Linked DNA regions of Homo sapiens: region 1 is linked to region 2. The links are chromatin contacts, found by Hi-C or POLR2A ChIA-PET in ENCODE. All regions are on one chromosome and are shown on one strand. Each heading gives the region's core, a stretch centred on a gene start or an enhancer-like site at or near the end of the contact. The rest is flanking DNA. Distances are from core to core; before and after follow the strand shown. Region 1 overlaps DPH5 (diphthamide biosynthesis 5). Region 2 overlaps SLC30A7 (solute carrier family 30 member 7).

Region 1 (6,634 bases), core at 4,083-6,582, 53 kb before region 2:
AGCCCTTGTTTTACTTCTTGCCTAGGCAGTAACTAAGGCGTCATCTTCTCTGGATCTCAGATTACTTTACTGTAAGGGTATGTGGTGAGGATTGGGAGGGAGACTGGATGAGAATGTTGGTTTTCAAACCACACCATGATGTATGAAGATGCTTTAGGGATTCTGCAGACAATGAAGTAATGACATAACACTAAATAACAGAGATTTAGATCCTCAGGGAGCCCAATCATTATCTTTAACTCTATTGATGTTTTACTTAAGAGTAGTTCATTTAGAAAAAAAGAACTAAATGTACACTAAGTGCCAGTAAGATGTATGAAAATTACTAAACTAGATAAGGTCTAATATAGATTTGGAAGCCAAAAAGCCAGCCTCTTTTCCAACATTTAGCAAAGATTATCTTGACTGAGATACTTTAGGTACTCAAATTTTCATTCAATAAATTTTAGGATTTTTCACATTAAAATAATAGTTATAAACACATATACTTTAAAATCATGTTTTTAAATTCCTAACATATTTCTAACACTTGTATTTGTTTAACATTTTGCAGATTTTTCTAATGAAAGAAAAGCCTATTTGTATGTCTAAAGCCAGGCATGTTGGTTGTGTTTAGATGTCCTGGTAATGAAAATTTGCTTAATAAATTGAGGATCACTCTTAATAAATCCGAGATTTTTCTCAATACACAGAAGATAGGAGAATAAAGCACTTTTCTTTGTTTTTTTTTTTTGGTTTTTGTTTTTGTTTCTGTTTTTTTGTTTTTTTCGGGGGGGACGGAGTCTTGCTCTGTCGCCCAGGCTGGAGTGCAATGGCGCGATCTCAGCTCACTGCAAGCTCCACCTCCCGGGTTCATGCCATTCTCCTGCCTCAGCCTCCCGAGTAGCTGGGACTACAGGCGCCCACCACCACACCCAGCAAATTTTTTTCATATTTTTAGTAGAGACGGGGTTTCACTGTGTTAGCCAGGATGGTCTCAATCTCCTGACCTCGTGATCTGCCTGCCTAGGCCTCCCAAAGTGCTGGGATTACAGGCATGAGCCACCGCGCCCGGCCAAAGTCCTTTTCTTGAATTCTTGAGTTTAACATTTCTGCAGAAGCAGTTAGCTTAGACATACAGAATCAGAATTGCTTCCATTTAGCATTGTTCCTGCTTTAGAAGAACCATTTTCCTTGATAATAAATGATTTCTATGCTCACAGAAAATTAGGAAGATATATTGAGTATAAAAAGAAAATAAAAAAGCATCCATAGTACCACCACCTAGAGATATCCACAGTTACCAATTTTGGCACATTTCAGTCTTTTTATTCAACACTTAGTATGTGTATATTTACTTGATCTTATAGGCCAAACAAATATTAGAAAAAATTACAAATTCTGAAATACTTCTTTGTATAGAATTTTATTATCTTTCTTAATCATTTGTGTGATAGAATATATTAGTTCTCTTGTAGAAATTTGGTGACTGAAATGGTTTTAAAACATTTTAAAAGGCAGATAAATGAGACAGTTCCATGAAACCAGGTAGCAATGATTTCAGATAAAAACTGCATTATCAGTTGTGGCTGACTTCAGAGAAAAGGTTGTATAATTTCCTATCATTGTGAAATGTTTCCACTTTCTCTTGCTATTGCATGAGTGACCTTGAGTATTGCCATATGTTCATCTGTTTATATAATGCATTTCTAGTTTGGAAAAATGTATATTACTTTCAGAAAGTAACAACTCATTTCCTCTCTTTTTTTTAATACCACAACATTCATTGTGATAGTCAGCATTGTCGACCTTGTAGTGATTCTTATCGTTACTTTTCAGAAGCATTAATTGGTTTCATTGTTGTCCAGGGACTAATGTAGTCATGAAAAACCCTAGCTTAATACAAAGAACACCTAGTTTTAGTGTTCTTTGTATTAAGCTAGATTTTATCATCTAGAGTTCTATATCCTTCCGTGGTCTTAGAAGAAAATAATCTAAGCTCTTTCTATTCTTTTAGTCACTTAGGAACAGTTTTTGACTACCTGCTAAGTCATGAGCATATTTAATTTTTTTTCTTCCTTTCTGTTTCCACTTATTACTGGTTCTAATCATTATTTTTTTAAATAGCCACCTTACCATCATTTTTTTCCTACTTCATAGTTTTCTTTTTAAATCGTAAATATAATTGTGCCATTCTTCTATTAAAACAATTTTGGTAAATTAATCCCCATCCTATATAGAATGTTCAGTTACTTGTATGTTGTATTAGTCCATTCTCATGCTTCTAATAAAGACATACCCAAGACTGGGAAATTGACTTTGAGGTCAATTGTGACTCAATTTTGAGGTCAAATTGACTTTGAGGTCAATAAACTGTGGAGTTTAATTGAATCACAGTTCAGCATGGCTGGGGAGGCCTCAGAACACTTACAATTATGTCTGTAGGGGAAGCAAACACATCCTTCTTCACATGACAGCAGCAAAGAGATGCGCAGAGTAAACGGGGGAAATCCCTTTATGAAACCATCAGATCTTGTGAGAACTCACTATCACGAGAACAGCATGGAGGTAACTGCTCCCCCCCTCACCTCCCCCACTACCGGGTCCCTCCCACAACATGTGGGGATTATAGGAACTACAATTCAAGATGAGATTTGGTTGGGGACACAGCCAAGCCATGTTATATATGTTTATGACTTTATCATATTATAAACTCTTTGATTTACTCATTTTCCTATCTGCCATTGCATTCTATCACAGTGCCATGCATATAATGAATATGTCACAAGTACTTGCTGAGTTGAATTTCTTATTTATTTTTTCCCCCAACCCCCTGCCTTCCACCCTGGAGTTCGATCTTGTCTTTGAAATTATATGCTGTAAATTGTCATTTTAAAATTTAATTTACAAGTGGCTCTCATTTATGTGTGAGAATAAATCTTGTAGCTCTTCTGTCTACGTAGTCATTCAACTTTATGTACCTAGTGTGTGGCCATGTGCATACTCTTCCTTAGTGTCATCAAAAATCAATGTTACATCAATGGCATGCAAATTGTATGTGGGGATAAAAACAACAACAAACAAAACCCATCCCCAAGAACAGTATTCTGTATAGAAGAGAAAACTAGTCACTCTTGATTATGTGGTTTTGTGGTACAGTTTTTGACAGTTTTGCTGGCTTGGCTTTCTTTCACTTCACAGATTTAACTGATTTAATTTAGGATATAAATACATGATACTTGCAGGGCTTAATAGAGTTCTTAGCAAGTTTAATTTTTCTTAACAGATTTTTTTAGCTTTAATACCACAGAAAATATTTTTATTTGTTATACAAAATAACAAAAGCATTGAAATCTAAAATGGAGTTTTACAAAGCATCTATGCTTCTAAAAGGAAAGAAATATTGATGGCTATGAGATGAGTTAGGAGACTGTTAAGGTTATTCAGGCAAGTGATATTGAGGGCTCAAACCATGGTTGTAGGGAAAGAAATGAGTAGTCAGCTACATAAAATATACAGCAGAATTTACAGGAATTGGCACTAAATAAGATGTCAGGAATTAGATATATGTTTAGAGAGAAGTCAGGCACAGTTAGCTATTTCTGGGTAATGGCTTAATGCCATTTTAAATATTGCCCAAGACTTCCCGCCTCTGTTACTTTGTTCATAGTATCTCATTCTTTCCCCATGTTCGGCTTCTCCAGTCTTAAATCTTAACTGTCTTTCAAGGTCTAGCTTACGCCTTGTATTTTCAGAAGATGCCTTCAGATGCCCTCTTAGTGGGGGAAATGCTGAATCCTTATAATGCTTAGAGTCTATAGCATATTTAATAATAATTACTACTACCTACTATTGTCTTTCTTGAGCATCTTCTAACTAGATTGTGCCTTATGCCTAATGAGTGGATGTTTTGAGTTTTTTTGGGTTTTGTCCTAGATAAAACATAATCCAATATAAGTTAGGTAAACTGCTTTCTCTATAGGTTACTCCAGGTTAAAATTTAAAAAGGCCTGTGTTTACCTACTGTTTCTTACAAAACAGCTGTTTTTTTAGTCTTTAAATTTAGATTTGCAGCAATAATGTTTTGGAGGAAAAATGATCACAGCACAAAGGCTTATATGAATATTATAGGATGGTTCAATACTTAGGCTTCTGCAATCTCAGTTCTCATCACTGTGTGACTTTGCTCTAGTATAGTTCACTGGTAAGCCCTTCGATTGTGAAACACAAAGAACTGGTTCTTTTGTTCTTTGAGGTATTGACATATGGTGAAATTGTTTGCATAATGTTCCAGGATTCACTGAAGAAGTTTGCACCACAGCTACAGGAGTGGTTACAGTTTATAAATCAGGGTCCTGGAGAGCAGTGCTTGTGTGAGGTTTTCTTTAATCTCTCAAATTAGACAATTCAAAGACACTGCTACACAAAATGCTTTAGTGTTTATATGTGACTTGCATCTCAATTCTTTCTTAAGTGGTCTGTCACTTTCTTTTTGAATGAAGAACTTATTTCCTTCCATGACTGTATTCCCATGACTCTTAAAGTATTTAAGACTCATTTAAAGTATGTATTATTGCATATATAATTTTTTTAACAGTTTTACCTTGAAGCTTTTTTATGGAATAATACTAATATTTCATAGTTTGATCTGAGATGTGAAAAATCCTTTTTAGAATGTAAACAGTTGAACTTGTCAGAATGAAATCATAAATGTAGTTTCAAGTATTTAGTAATATTTTTGAGCTTACTCCAATAAGGAAAGCAGTTGGATTAAAGCAGGACACAGCATTTTAGAACATCTTCATTATTAAAACATTATCATTATTATATCATCAAATTCCTAACACTAAGACTTTTCCATGTGCAAGGCACTACTAGGCACTCTGCATACTTTGTGTCATTTAACCCTTAAAAACCACATTTTTATGTTTACAGTTATTATACCCATTTTGTAGAAGGGTTCCTCCCAAGGATTGGGAATGTTACTTGACTTGTCCATGATTAATCATAGTAAGAACCAGTGCCATGACTGCAGAGCCTTTCTCTGCTGTATGAGACATGAGCAAGACTGCACAATCCATGAGAGCCAGAGCTGTGTTTTGCCTGTCATTTTAAACCTGTGACTAGCATAATACCTGGTACATAGTAGATGATCTGTAATAAGTATTTGTTGGCTAAGTTTGCCTCTCATCACCCAATAATAATAACAAAACCCCTCAGCAGGGCCAGGACCGATCCTGGTAGCTTGGCACAGAGTGAACATATTCCTGGCATTCCACATTGGAACTAGAAATACATTGTCACAGGGAAACCTGTCACATGTGGCAGGAAGTTTCATGACTCAATACTTGGAGTTACATGGGTCTTTGTACACTGACCTGTGAATTTGATTGCTACTGAATAGCATAACTTCTATGAGATAATATGTTTTTAGGCAGCTTTCAAATGGACTTTGGGAGTAAACCTTGTTGGTAGGTAAGATGTAGGCTGTGGCCTATGAAGAACATGATGAACCTTCCCTTTAGAACTCAAAGTCACCATTATGAGTGTTGATTATAGTTTATAGGACCTCATTATGTAAAAACTGAGAAACGTTGAGCTGCTGCTCTAGGGAATTAGGGATGAAACACCTGAATGCCCCACCTTCTCTGTTTCCTTCCTGCTTGTCTTCCCCTCATATCTTGCTGAGCCTCTGAAACTGATTTGAAAAGCCTTAGGCTACTGGAAGCAGAGGATGACTAATCCTTGCTCCAGACCAGGTTCTGCATTTTTAATTGAAGAACCCAAGGCTGAGAAAAGTGACTTCCTGAAGTCACATGGCTATTTCAGGCACACGGTTAATTTGTGGCAGAGGACTAGATGTGAGTCTAGTGCTTACCAGTTCTATTATAAATTATTTCAAGTACTATTTAAATTGAATAATTAAATCTTTATACAACTTTAGTATTCTGTTTTATATTGTCTTTGAAAATAAATGTCCTTTGCTCAGTGCTGAGATAAGAACTAATATTAACCTATTGTTTCACAGTTTGAATAACTTTTTACATGTAATATGATCCTCACAACCCTAGGAGTAGGAAAAACAGAATTTTATCACTATTCCTATTTTAGATATAAAATCTTACAGTAATATCACACAGCCAACAAGTTGCAGAGCCAGAATTCAAAAGTAGATTTTCTCACATAAGATTTGAAATTGGACTCACTTAAGTGAGCTAGTTCAGCCAGTCTGGATCAGAGAAGCCAGCTTCTTGGTTGTAGTGATGGTGAACCTGGGTGGGCCACTTGTGGGTTAAAGAGAAGGTTTGGAAAAAGGCCCTCATCCCTGAACTCTATAGTGAGGGAACAAATACAATCTTGCCAAATTAAGGGACTATAGGTTTGGAACAATGACAGGAGTGAGCATATGCTTTGTTTTCTTGAGATAGTGTGATGGAAGGGAGCATTCCCTCAGGCTAGATTTAAGTGTTTATTTTTATATTAGTTAGCTATGTGACTAGCTAAGTCAGTTGCTCTTTCTAAGCCTTGATGGTCTCATCTGTAAAATGAGAACAATATTAACCTTGTGAACCCCGCTCTGATTGCTCAGAACTCTTTTTTTTTTCTCCTGGGTTCTTTGCATTTCAGTATTTTTAGCAACTATATAGCTAAATTA
Region 2 (7,349 bases), core at 1,253-3,752:
TTAAAATAGCACAAATTAATTATCTTGCAGTTCTGGAGGTCAGAAGTCCAAAATACGTTCCATTGGGCTAAAATCAAGGTGTCACATGCTCTAGAAAGAATCTGTTTCCTTGACTTTCGTGACATCTAGAGGTCACCTGCATTCCTTGGCCCCGGCCTCTTCCTCCATCTTCAAAGCCAGCAGCATAGCCTCTTCAGATTTGTCTTTGACTCTGACTCTTCTGCCTTCCACTTCCATCTTTTAAGATCCCTTTTTTATTATATTGGGCCCACTTGGATAATACAGAATAATCTCCCATCTCAAAATCTTTAACTTAATTACATCTGAAAAGTCTCTTTTGTGAAGTAAGGTAATATATTCACAGGTTTCAGGGATTAGGACTTGGCCATCTTTGGGGCCATTCTTCTGCCCAGCCATTCTTCTTACCCTAGCCAGGTGGGTAAGGAGGGAGAAATCAGGAGGTTGTTGGCAGGACCTCACTGGCCAGAGGAGGGTCTGAGTTAGGTCCTCCAGGTGGGAAGACTTTTCACAACATGGAGAGGATTGCAGGCAGGCTGAGCAGCACGAACAAAGGCACAGCAGTTACCACGAGCCTGGCATGAGCACACTGGGCAGTAGGGAGACAGTGCTAACTGAAGAAAAGAGGTGCACCTTGGAGCATTATGGGAAGTAATGCTGTGGAAAAGTTGGGTTCCATTCTTCTTCAACTACGAGACTTGGAGGGTAGTGCCTCCTTTTTCACAAGCAACATGTTAGTATAATTTGTGGATCTTCTTTGCTGAAAATTAGGAATGGATTAACTAAGATTCTATAACAAAGCTTTTTTTTCTGATTAGCATTTTTCTGTCTTTTCTGATTCCTTTAACCTGATTCCCTTTTTCGCTGTTATTTGTTGTTATTGCTTTGCTTTTTCTAAATGAGTTCTAGCTTTGTAGTAGACAAAGGGGTACTTTGTGTCAGTACCCTGACATACCCCTCCCCTGCTTCGCACCCCTTTTCCTTCTAACTGCCAGCATTTCACCTAACATCTTTCTCTAACCCCAAAGCTTGCTTTGCATATCTGCCAAGTGGAAAAAATCTGATTCACACTCCCTCACTTTTCAGCAGCTGTCTTCCAACGACTGAGGAGTTGGTCTATAAATCCCATTTCCCTTCTTCCCCTCCAGTGGGATAACTCTGAAACATGACTCCTACGCTGGCTCCCCGAGTTACTCAGCAACTTAAGCTCCTGTTGCCTATAGTGGTAACTTAATTGACACTGAACCCGATGCTGGCTCCTTCCCTTCCCTGTCTCACTTCTCCACTCCTCTACAGGTGTTTGTTAGGATCACCTCCCAGATAAACTACTTGCACTTGAATCCATGTCACAGGGGGACATGAATCATGTCTCTAGGGCAACCCAAACTAAAATAGGATTTCATCAACATAGTGAGTGCTTTTAACTAGTCGGGGTTAAAGTTATAAAAGTGACTTTGTGGGCTCTTTCAGAGAACTTTGCCTACAGTAAAGTCCTGATTTTAGGAGAAGCTGATTTTTAAAGTGTATAAAAGGACCAGCCCACAGAAAAAAATGCAAAAGCTCAGGAAAACATCAACAGTAAAAATAACCCCAGTGGACCTTGGCAAGAGGCAGTGATAGAAAACAATGTGAAAGTTTTCTGCCATCATAGAGCTGACTGGTACAGTCAAATGACATGACCAAAAACAAATCTCTGACACCCAATTTCCATTCTGGGCCCAAACTCCATGCTGACTTCCAAAGTTACATGTTTAAGTAAACCTAAATTGTGAAATAAAAACAAAGAAAAAGAACTCTTATTTAACTGATTACCTAAAATACAAAATTTTAAATAACACTGTGAGAATATATTTTTTATTGAATATCTCAAAGTAAGTTAATTGCTACTTACACTGGATGCTAACCATATTAAAATATTTAGTTGCTGAGGTATGACTGGAATTCATGTTTCCAAAGGATTAATTAAGCAAAACAACAGATTAATTTAAGGGCAGGCTATACCCAGTGGTGGAGAGTTTGAAATTAACATACAGATTAAGAGTGACCATTAAAACTAAAGAACCACTGCAGCTCCCAGCGTGATCGACGCAGAAGACGGGTGATTCCTGCATTTCCAACTGAAGTACCTGGTTCATCTCACAGGGCCTGGTTGGACAGTGGGTGCACCCTGCAGAGAGCGAGCTGAAGCAGGGTGGGGCATCACCTCACCCAGGAAGTGCAAGGGGTTGGGGGATTTCCCTTTCCTAGCCAAGGGAAGCCATGACAGACTGTACCTGGGAAAAGGGGACACTCCCACCTACATACTGCACTTTTCCCATGGTCTGAGCAACCGGCAGACCAGGAGATTCTCTCTCATGCCTGGCTTAGTGGGTCCCATACCCACAGAGCCTTGCTCACTGCTAGTGCAGCAGTCTGAGATCGACCTGCAATGCTGCAGCCTGGCTGGGGGAGGGGCATCTGTATTGCTGAGGCTTGAGTAGGTAAACAAAACAGCCAGGAAGCTCAAACTGGGAGGGGCCCACCGCAGCTCAGTAAGGCCTACTGTCTCTACAGACTCCACCTCTGTGGGCAAGGCATAGCTGAACAAAAGGCAGCAGAAACTTCTGCAGACTTAAACGTCCCTGTCTGATAGCTCTGAAGAGAGCAGTGGTTCTCCTAGCATGGTGTTTTGAGCACTGAGAACGGACAGACTGCCTCCTCAAGTGGGTTCCTGACCCCCATGAAGCCTAACTGGGAGACACCTCCCAGTAGGGGCTGACAGACACCTCACACAGGCGGGTGCCCCTCTGGGATGAAGCTTCCAGAGGAAGGATCAGGCAGCAATATTTGCTGTTCTGCAGCCTCCGCTGGTGATACCCAGAAAAACAGGGTCTGGAGTGGACCTACAGCAAACTCCAACAGACCTGAAGCTGAGGGACCTGACTGTTACAAGGAAAGCTAACAAACAGAAAGGCATAGCATCAACCTCAACAAAAAAAGACATCTACACCAAAACCCCATCATAGACCAAAGGTAGATAAAACCACAAGATGGGGAGAAACCAGAGCAGAAAAGCTGAAAATTCTAAAAACCAGAGCGCCTCTTCTCCTCCAAAGGATCGCAGCTCCTCACCAGCAACAGAACAAAGCTGGACTTAGACGAGTTGACAGAAGTAGGCTTCAGAAGATCAGTAATAACAAACTTCTCCAAGCTAAAGGAGCATGTTCTAACCCATCACGAGGAAGTTAAAAACCTTGAAAAAAGGTTAGATGAATGACTAACTAAACAGTGTAGAGAAGACCTTAAATGACCTAAGGGAGCTTAAAACCATGGCATGAGAACTTCATGACGCATGCACAAGCTTCAATAGCCAATTTGATCAAGTGGAAGAAGGGTATCAGTGATTAAAGATCAAATTAATGAAATAAAGCAAGAAGACAAGTTTAGAGAAAAAAGTAAAAAGTAACAAAGCCTCCAAGAAATACAGGACTACGTGAAAAGACTAAATCTACGTTTGACTAGTATACCTGAAAGTGACAGGAAGAATGGAACAAAGTTGGAAAACACTCTTCAGGATATTATCCAGGAGAACGTCCCCAACCTAGCAAGGCAGGCCAACATACAAATTCAGGAAATATAAAGAACACCACAAAGATAGTCCTCGACAAGACCAACCCCAAGACACACAATTGTCAGATTCGCCAAGGTTGAAATGCAGGAAAAAAATGTTAAGGGCAGCCAGAGAGAAAGGTCGGGTTACCCACAAAGAGAAGCCCATCAGACAAACAGTGGATCTCTCAGCAGAAACCCTAAAAGCCAGAAGAGAGTGGGGGCCAATATTTAAATTTCTTAAAGAAAAGAATTTTCAACCCAGAATTTCATATCCAGCCAAACTAAGCTTCATAAGCGAAGGAGAAATAAAATCTTTTACAGACAAGCAAATGTGGAGAGATTCTGTGGGCCTGCCTTACAAGAGTTCCTGAAGGAAACACTAAACATGGAAAGGAACAACCAGCACCAGCCACTGCAAAAACATGCCAAATTGTAAAGACCATCGATGCTATGAAGAAACTGCATCAATTAATGGGCAAAATAACCAGCTAACATCATAATGACAGGATCAAATTCACACATAACAATATTAACCTTAAATGTAAATGGGTTAAATGCCCCAATTAAAAGACACAGACTGGCAAACTGGATAAAGAGTCAAGACCCATCAGTGTGCTGTATTCAGGAGACCCATCTCACATGCAGAGACACATATCGGCTCAAAGTAAAGGGATGGAGGAAGATCTACCAAGCAAACGGCAAGCAAAAAAAGAGCAGGGATTGCAATCCTAGTCTCTGATAAAACAGACTTTAAAACAACAAAGATCAAAAGAGACAAAAGAAGGCCATTACATAATGGTAAAGGGATCAATTCAACAAGAAGAGCTAACTATCCTAAATATATATGGACCCAACAGAGGAGCACCCAGATTCATAAAGCAAGTCCTTAGAGACCTACAAAGAGACTTAGACTCCAACACAATAATAATGGGAGACTTTAACACCCCACTCTCAATATCAGAACAAGACAGAGGGTTAACAAGGATGTCCAGGACTTGAACTCAACTCTGCACTAAGCGAAATTAACAGACATCTACAGAACTCTCCACCCCAAATCAACAGAATATACATTCTTCTCAGCACCACATCACACTTATTCTAAAATTGACCACATAATTGGAAGTAAAGCACTCCTCAGCAAATGTAAAAGAACAGAAATCACAACAAACTCTCAGATCACAGTGCAATCAAATTAGAACTCAGGATTAAGAAACTCACTCAAAACCACACAAGTACATGGAAACTGAACAACCTGTTCCTGAATGACTACTGGGTAAATAATGAAATGAAGGCAGAAATAAAGATGTTCTTAGAAACCAATGAAAACAACGACACAATGTACCAGAATCTCTGGGACACATTTAAAGCAGTGTGCAGTGGGAAAATTATAGCACTAAAGGCTCACAAGAGAAATCTGGAAAGATCTAAAATCAATACCCTAATATCACAATTAAAATAACTAGAAAACCAAGAGCAAACAAATACAAAAGCTAGCAGAAGGCAAGAAATTCCTCTATGCAAATAAACTAGAAAATCTAGAAGAAATGGATAAATTCCTTGACACATACACCCTCCCAAGACTAAACGAGGAAGAAGTTGAATCTCTGAATAGACCAGTAACAAGCTCTGAAATTGAGGCAATAATTAACAGCCTACCAACCAAAAAAAGTCCAGGACCAGACAGATTCACAGCTGAATTCTACCAGAGGTACAAAGAAGAGCTGGTACCATTCCTTCTGAAACTATTCCAATCAATAGAAAAAGAGGGCATCCTCCCTAACTCATTTTATGAGGCCAGCATCATGCAGATACCAAAGCCCGGCAGAGACACTACAAAAAAAAGAAAATTTTGGAACAATATCTTTAATGAACATCGATGCAAAAATCCTCAATAAAATACTGGCAAACCAAATCCAGCAGCACATCAAAAAGCTTATCCACCATGATCAAGTGGGCTTCATCTCTGGGATGCAAGGCTGGTTCAACATATGCAAATCAATAAACGTAATCCATCACATAAACTGAACCAACTACAAAAACCACATGATTATCTCAAAAGATGCAGAAAAGGCCTTTGACAAAATTCAACAGGACTTAATGCTTAAAAACTCTCAAACTAGGGATTGATGGAATCTATCTCAAAATAATAAAAGCTATTTATCACAAACCCACAGCCAATATCATACTAAATGGGCAAAAACTGGAAGCATTTCCTTTGAAAACCGGCACAAGACAAGGATACCCCCTCTCACCACTCCTGTTCAACATAGTGTTGGAAGTTCTGGCCAGGGCAATCAGGCAAGAGAAAGAAAGAAACGGTATTCAATTAGGAAAAGAGGAAGTCAAATTGTCCCTGTTTGCAGATGACATGAATGTATATTTAGAAAACTCCCATCATCTCAGCCCAAAATCTCCTTAAGCTGATAAGCAACTTCAGCAAAGTCTCAGGATACAAAATCAATGTGCAAAAATCACAAGCATTCCTATACACCGATAACAGACAAAGAGAGAGCCAAATCATGAGTGAACTTCCATTCACAATTGCTTCAAAGAGAATAAAATACCTAGGAATCCAACTTACAGGGGATGTGAAGGACCTCTTCAAGGAGAACTACAAACCACTGCTCAATGAAATAAGAGGACACAAATGAATAGAAGAACATTTCATGCTTGTGGATAGGAAGAATCAATATCATGAAAATGGCCATACTGCCCAAGGTAATTTATAGATTCAATACCATTCCCATCAAGCTACCAAGGACTGTCTTCACAGAATTGGAAAAAACTACTTGAAAGTCCATATGGAACCAAAAAAGAGCCCGCATTGCCAAGACAATCCTAAGCAAAAAGAACAAAGCTGGAGGCATCACGTTACCTGACTTCAAACTATACTATGAGGCTACAGTAACCAAAATAGCATGCTACTGGTACCAAAACAGAGATATAGACCAATGGAACAGAACAGAGGCCCCAGAAATAATACCACACATCTACAACCATCTGATCTTTGACAAACCTGAAAAAAACAAGAAATGGGGAAAGGATTCCCTATTTAATAAATGGTGCTGGGAAAACTGGCTAGCCATATGTAGAAAGCTGAAACTGGATCCTTTCCTTACACCTTATACAAAAATTAATTCAAGATGGATTAAAGACTTAAATGTTAGACCTAAAACCATAAAACCCCTAGAAGAAAACCTAGGCAATACCATTCAGGACATAAGCATGGGCAAGGACTTCATGACTAAAACACCAAAAGCAATGGCAACAAAAGCCAAAAGAGACAAATGAGATCTAATTAAACTAAAGAGCTTCTGCACAGCAAAAGAAACTACCGTCAGAGTGAACAGGCAACCTACAGAATGGGAGAAAATTTTTGCAATCTACCCATCTGACAAAGGGCTAATATCCAGAATCTACAAAGAACTTAAAACAAATTTACAAGAAAAAAACAACCCCATCAAAAAGTGGGAGAAGGATATGAACAGACATTTCTCAAAAGAAGACATTTATGCAGCCAACGGACACATGAAAAAATGCTCATCATCACTGGCCATCAGAGAAATGCAAATCACAACCACAATGAGATACCATCTCATGCCAGTTAGAATGGCGATCATTAAAAAGTCAGGAAACAACAGATGTTGGAGAGGTTGTGGAGAAATAGGAACGCTTTTACACTGTTGGTGGGAGTGTAAATTAGTTCAACCATTGTGGAAGACTGTGGCGATTCCTCAAGG

The links. A loop is a pair of places that touch in the nucleus more often than their neighbours do. ChIA-PET counts read pairs that join two places held with the same protein, here RNA polymerase II (POLR2A). Pooled maps may share reads with other maps.
Region 1: a loop to region 2 is called in a map of HepG2, with 3 times the contacts of the local background. The contact joins two enhancer-like sites. A Hi-C loop is called at or near these places in 2 of 168 maps with a recorded cell type or tissue (HepG2 and right cardiac atrium) and 7 of 50 pooled maps. POLR2A ChIA-PET finds 5 or more read pairs at or near these places in 4 of 52 experiments (CD4-positive, alpha-beta T cell, CD4-positive, alpha-beta memory T cell, activated T-cell and 1 more).

The regions. Positions count from the first base shown.
Region 1 is chr1:101,001,854-101,008,487 of GRCh38, reverse strand. The region is part of intron 4 of DPH5 (diphthamide biosynthesis 5); the gene reads left to right. Among named protein-coding and RNA genes, the nearest start is that of DPH5, 21 kb to the left of the region's middle. Within about 2 kb of position 5,332, at least 7 of the 41 ENCODE cell types and tissues checked have a DNase peak (open chromatin) inside an H3K27ac peak, as active enhancers do.
Region 2 is chr1:100,944,849-100,952,197 of GRCh38, reverse strand. All of the region lies in intron 8 of SLC30A7 (solute carrier family 30 member 7), which reads right to left. Among named protein-coding and RNA genes, the nearest start is that of SLC30A7, 52 kb to the right of the region's middle. RefSeq lists an enhancer at 2,373-2,422. Within about 2 kb of position 2,502, at least 7 of the 41 ENCODE cell types and tissues checked have a DNase peak (open chromatin) inside an H3K27ac peak, as active enhancers do.